2 separate regions of the Homo sapiens genome follow, and region 2 is linked to region 1. Evidence: read pairs that join two places in POLR2A ChIA-PET (ENCODE). Cell type or tissue: OCI-LY7. All regions are shown on one strand. Each heading gives the region's core, and the rest is flanking DNA. Links, peaks and the distances in the headings are about the cores only. Region 1 has its middle 13 kb from the start of RAN. Region 2 overlaps ADGRD1 (adhesion G protein-coupled receptor D1).

Evidence for each region. ChIA-PET counts read pairs that join two places held together with the same protein. Peaks named below come from ENCODE experiments on the same cell type or tissue, not always from the same donor. Only the 100,000 strongest peaks of a DNase experiment are listed, where the experiment ranks them.
Region 2: POLR2A ChIA-PET joins it to region 1 with 7 read pairs; 3 of 35 experiments call an interaction of 5 or more read pairs at or near these places.

The regions. Positions count from the first base shown.
Region 1 is chr12:130,883,758-130,886,672 of GRCh38, reverse strand. No RefSeq gene overlaps it. Among named protein-coding and RNA genes, the nearest start is that of RAN, 13 kb to the right of the region's middle. In OCI-LY7, for the core only: no CTCF peak of the experiment used is centred there; no DNase peak of the experiment used is centred there.
Region 2 is chr12:131,000,807-131,003,721 of GRCh38, reverse strand. ADGRD1 (adhesion G protein-coupled receptor D1) reads right to left here. Exons shown (of 25, transcript NM_198827.5): 10 at 420-537. Among named protein-coding and RNA genes, the nearest start is that of ADGRD1-AS1, 8.3 kb to the right of the region's middle. RefSeq lists an enhancer at 1,117-1,326. In OCI-LY7, for the core only: no CTCF peak of the experiment used is centred there; a DNase peak (open chromatin) is centred at 1,211; H3K27ac peaks cover 994 bases.

The DNA of each region.
Region 1 (2,915 bases), core at 207-2,706:
TCTTTATAGTGTCTCCGTGGTTTGGCTTTTCTGGAATGTCATATAGTTGGTATTGCGGCCTTTTCAGGTTATTTCACTTAGTAAAGTGCATTTTTCTCCCATGTCTTTCCATGGCTTGATGGTCGAGTTCTTTTCAGTGCTGAATAATATTCCATTTCTGGATGCACCACAGCTTATCCTTTCACCTGCTGGAGGACATCATGGGTGCTTCCAAGCTTTTTCTACACGGCCTCTAGTAGAATTTTGAAAAGTGTAACTACTTTTTATCATGAATATCTCTAAACATAACCAGCAGAAAACAGCACCTTCTATTGGAATGGTGAAAATTCAGGACACGGACAACACCAAAGGCTGGCGAGGTTGTGGAGCAACAGGAACGTTCCTTCATCGCTGGTGGGAATGCAAACGGTACAGCCACTTTGGAAGACAGTTTGGCAGTTTCTTACAAAACTAAACAGTATCTTACCATATGATTCCTCCATCCTGTTCCTTGGTATTTACCCAAATGAGCTGAAAGCTTAGGTCCTGACAAAACCTCCACCTGGATGTTTATAGCTGCTTTCTTCATAAATGCCAAAGCTTGGAAGCATTTTGGGAGGTCAAGGTGAGAGAATCACCTGAGGTCAGGAGTTCGAGACCAGCCTGACCAACAGAGTGAAACCCGTCTCTACTAAAAATACAAAAATTAGCTGGGCGTGGTGGTGCCCACCTGTAATCCCAGCTACTCAGGAGGCTGAGGCAGGAGAATCGCTTGAACCTGGGAGGTGGAGGTTGTAGTGAGCTGAGATCGCACCACTGCACTCCAGCCTGGGCGACAGAGCGGGACTCCATCTCAAAAAAATAAAAATAAAAATAAGAAATAAAACAAAATTATACTGGAGAAGTTGGGGTGCAGCTGGCATAAGAGACATTGCTGGTTTGATAAGTGTTTCAGGCACTGAGCTAGGAGCTCAAGACATAAAGGTGAGCCGGCCAAGTTCTTGCCTATATGTAGCTTAGTACAGCCAGTGAAAAGCAACTGGATGATGTTTGTCAAAAGTCTCTGTGTTCATACAGTCTTTGACCTGCAATTCAGCTCCTCAAAATTCATCCTAGGAAATATGTACACTTCCCAAAAATAGCTGTATATTCAGTGTGATTTCAATCAAAATTCCCAGTGTTTTTTGTGGAATTTTCATGGAAGCATCGAACATAGCCAAAACTCTTCTTAAGAACAGAGAGATAGGACTTGGTTTATCAAATATAAGCACTTACCAAACTACAGTAAATTTTTTTTTTTTTTTGAGACAGAGTTTCTTTCTTGTTGCCTAGCCTGGAGTGCAATGGCACAGTATTGGCTCACTGCAACCTCCGTCTCCCGGGTTCAAGTGATTCTTCTGCCTCAGCCTCCCAAGTAGCTGGGATTACAGGCATGTGCCACCATGCCCGGCTTGTTTTTGTATTTTTAGTAGAGACAGGGTTTCACCACATTGGCCAGGCTGGTCTCAAACTCCTGACCTCAAGTGATTCACCTACCTTGGCCTCCCAAAGTGCCGGGATTACAGGCGTGAGCCACTGAGCCCAGCCTATAGTAATTATTTAAGACAGTGTGATACTGGCCCAGGAAAAGGCATGCTGACCAATGGAAGAGAACAGGGAGGCCAGCAACACAGTCATATTATGGATGTGAGCATGGGATGGACGGCATGTCAGATCAGCACAGAAGGAACCATTCATTAGCTGGAACTGGAAAAACTGGTCATCCACAAAAAAAAAGACAAAATCAAACCCCTATCTACAGCTGGGCATGGTGGCTCACACCTGTAATCCCAGTACTTTGGGAGGCCGGGGTGAGCAGATCACTTGAGCCCAGCCTGACAACATGGTGAAACCCCATCTCTACCAAAAAAAAAAAAAAAAAAAAAAAAAAAAATTAGCCAGGCATGGTGGTGCACACCTGTAGTCCCAGCTACTTGGGAGACTGAGGCAGGAAGATTGCTTGAGACTGCAGGGGCAAGGCTGCAGTGAGCCTTGATCGTGCCACTGCACTCCAGCCTGGGTGACAGAGTGAAATTCTGTCTCAAAAAAAAAAAAAAAAAAAAGAAAGAAAGAAAAAGAAAAGAAAAGAAAAAGAAAATCCCTATCTTACACTATATGCAAAAAGCAACTCCTGATGGATCAAGGTTCATCTGTCAAAAACAAAACTTAAAAATTCCTAGTATAAAGTGTAAGTGAAAGGCTGGGCTCAGTGGCCCAGCCTATAATCCCAGCACTTTGGGAGGCCAAGGTGGGCGGATCACCTGAGTTTGGGAGTTCGAGACCAGCCTTGGCCAACATGGAGAAACCTCGTCTCTTCTAAAAATACAAAATTAGCCGGGTGTGGTAGTGCATGCCTGTAATCCCAGCTACTCGGGAGGCTGAGGCAGGAGAATTGCTTGAACCCAGGAGGCGGAGGTTGTGGTGAGCAGAGATCGGGCCATTGCACTCCAGCCTGAGCAACAGAGCGAAACTCCACCACAAAAAATAAAATAAAATAAAATGTAAGTGAATATCTTTTCAACTATGGGATAGGAAAGGATATTTTAAACATGAACTGAAAGAAGTATCAATAAGTTGAACCATATTAAAATTAACAACTTTTGTGAATCAGGAAGACTTTAAGTGAAAAGAGACGTTACAAACTGGGGAACATTTTGCAACATTCCTTTGGTGAGCATGTGTTGTAAATGTCTTTTTGATCCAGCCATTCAATTCTGTGTATGCGTGTGTGTGTCCAGCCAAGAGAAACTCTTGCACATGTACAACACGAGATGGAAAGGAGAATGTAGTAACACGCTTCTGGAGATCAAAAGCCTGGAGACACTTACTCACCACAGCTGTAGGTTCAACTGTGTCCCCCAAAAGGACATGTTCAAGTCCCAACCCCTTTAATCTCA
Region 2 (2,915 bases), core at 104-2,603, 120 kb before region 1:
CTTTTAAAATCGAAAGGTCATCACCTCTGCCTCTACAATTAGACAACTGTGACAATTACCCTGGAGCCCAGCTGAGAGCAAGCTGACGCCAGAAACCCGAGGCCACCCCTTTTATTCCACAGACTCTTGCAGGCACTGCTGCTTCTGCCTCCTGCTCTGAACCGAGACCATCATCCCAGGGCAGGAGCTTGGCTCCCAAGTCACTGGGAAAAGCTTATGGGCCCCATCTGCATATCATGGCCGAACACACCTGCCCTCATCTGACCACGGGTTTTCCTTCCAAATGTGGTTTGTGCCAGGCAGAGCAGTCAGGGAGACAGAGCATGGCTCTCTGCTAAGGGTGTAAAAAGACAGGCAGTGAAACGCAGCCTCCAGCCCCCGCCCCTGCCATGTGGCTCACCCTTACAAGCGACAGCTACCTGCCATGGCAGAGGAGCCCTCCACGGTGACCTGGGGCGTGCTGCCGTGCAGGTTGGAGGATACATGGCCCATGACGGTGTCAATAGTGTCGATGAGACTCAGTACCACGGCGCTGTCCTGCAGCAACACAAGCACCAGGAGCCATGAAAATCCACCCCACTCAGCCAGGGCACCAGGCAGGTGCACCAGGCACACAAAATCAAGTTTCCCCACGTTGGCCACGAGGGAGGAAGAAGTCACACAACTGCCCCTTCCCATGGATCAGGAGGGGACCACACGGAGGCCACACACCCGACTGAGCTCACGGAGCATGGACACAGCCCAGGTGGACCCATCACCCCAGCCATCGCCGGCTCCTGCATTTCTACACTTAGACACGGGGACTGAGGGGACCCAACTCCTGGTCCTGCCTCCTCCCTGAACTCACAGAGGGACCCTCAGCACATCCCAGACCCTCCCCCTACCTCCCTGTGCTTCACGAGGAGGGGCTGATCGCCCCCAGGTCCACTCTGGGATGGGGACACCAGCAGCTCTGTCCCCTTCTCCATGAAGGGTGGCTGCTTCCGAGGTGCCGGCACCCAGAGCTATCTCTGGCTGCCTTGACTTCCCAGGAGCTTGCCTTCTACTCCAAGAGCCCTCTTTCCTTTCTGAGTTCCAGAGCAGAGGATCCTGGTAGACACTGCCCCCAAGAAAGCAGGGGGCCCTCATCCTCAGACACACATCACCAGGGGAGAGGCCTCTCTTAAGCCCTGCTGAGCTGGGCCAGTGAGCTCTGCCTTCACTGCTTCTCTTCCTGCCTTTCTGGGGAAGCACCTGCCTGCTGCTAAGTCCTCAGCATTCTCCCACAAACACGCACTTCAGAAGAGCCTCATGAGCTGGAAATAGAATGCTGAGGCCAATTTTAGATATTTGCTTTTAGGCCCATAGCCTGATTTCAGTCACCAGGCCCAGTTAAGCACATGGAAGTCTGTGTTTCTGGCATGCAGTTCTGTGGGGTAGAGACCGATTCATGCATTCTCTTTAATGCATATTGGACCCTGCCTGAGTCTGGACAGTTTCCTGGTTATTCATATTTTGTAACAGATTTGCATATTTTGCATTCAAAAGCAGTTAATTAAAATCATGCACAAAATACGTCTGCCTGGATACTTCCATTGGCTGTCCTCTGGGTGTTCCCAGCCTGCAGCTTTGGACACAAAGTCCCCTTGAAATCATGAAAGAGGTCAAACCTTTTAAAAAGGAATTGTTTTCTAGGTAAGACTGTATCCATCTTACATTCTTGAGCCTTTTTTTCTCCCTTTGCCACTGTTAAACCTAATCTCATTCCACTTGAAATTATTCAAACAAAAGTTTATCAAATGTAAACTCTAACGCAATCTTATTAATAATGAGAGAATAAAATGCCACTTCTGCCCTCAAACTGGCAAACATTTTCAAATATTATCAGGGCTTAGGAGAATGAGCACTTTAATATCATGGTGGTGTGGTTGGGACCCTTCTGGGCCAAGGCAGTTAAGAGTCCTCCTCACCCTTCTCTGCCCCTGCCTGGCAACCTTGGAAACCACATATTGAGAAGCCAGCACCGGAAGACAGATGGAGCCAGGATCCCTGAGTATCTGGGTGGAGAAGAGGCTCCTCTGACTCACTCTGGACTTTGCATGGCAGAGAAGTAAATTTCTACTGTGCTGAGCCACTGAGATGTAGGGATCTATTTGTTACTGCAGTGCACCCTGGCCTGTCCTGACTAATACAGTGTTGCAGGTGAATACTTAGTATCATTGGAAAGTGTTATTGACATAATTAAGGAAAAACAAATTAAGTCAAATATACAGTATATCTGTTGAATACATATATAAGTGAATTGAAAACTAGACTATAAGGAAATATACAAGAATGTTAATAATCTCAGTTTTAGGATTTGAAGTGATTTTTATTTTGTTTTTTATTATCTGCATTTTCTAACTTCTCCACAACTATTTATTTGTTTTCTTTTTAAATAAGTACAATCAAGTTATTTTCAGAAATATAGGAAAAATTATTTCATTCTCCTTTCTAGCTATTTTGAGTAAAGAGAACAAGAGAAGCTTTTTTTCTGCACCTTAATCATGAAGTACATATTGTCATGTATTCTCCTTTTTCTTACTAAATCCAGTGACTTTTAACATAAAAAGCTTTCTATTGTCATTCAAGAATGATGGGATGGTAAAGAAAAAAAAAATACATATTACATGAAATGACCAGGATGAACCAAGTACACATTTCTCATGGGGAAAAAACCATCATTTCCTTCTTCCATGTTTAGGACAGTAACACATTACTGACACACGTGCATTTCTTTTGCCTTAGAGGACAAGGCATTCTGAATCAGTTGCATGTCTACTCAAAATGAGCTCTTATATCCCAGATGTCAGGACTGGGAGATACATCATTCTTTTTGTGGATGTGACTGGGCCATATTATGCCACTTCTAGGAAGACAAAATGGTTCCCGAGGCA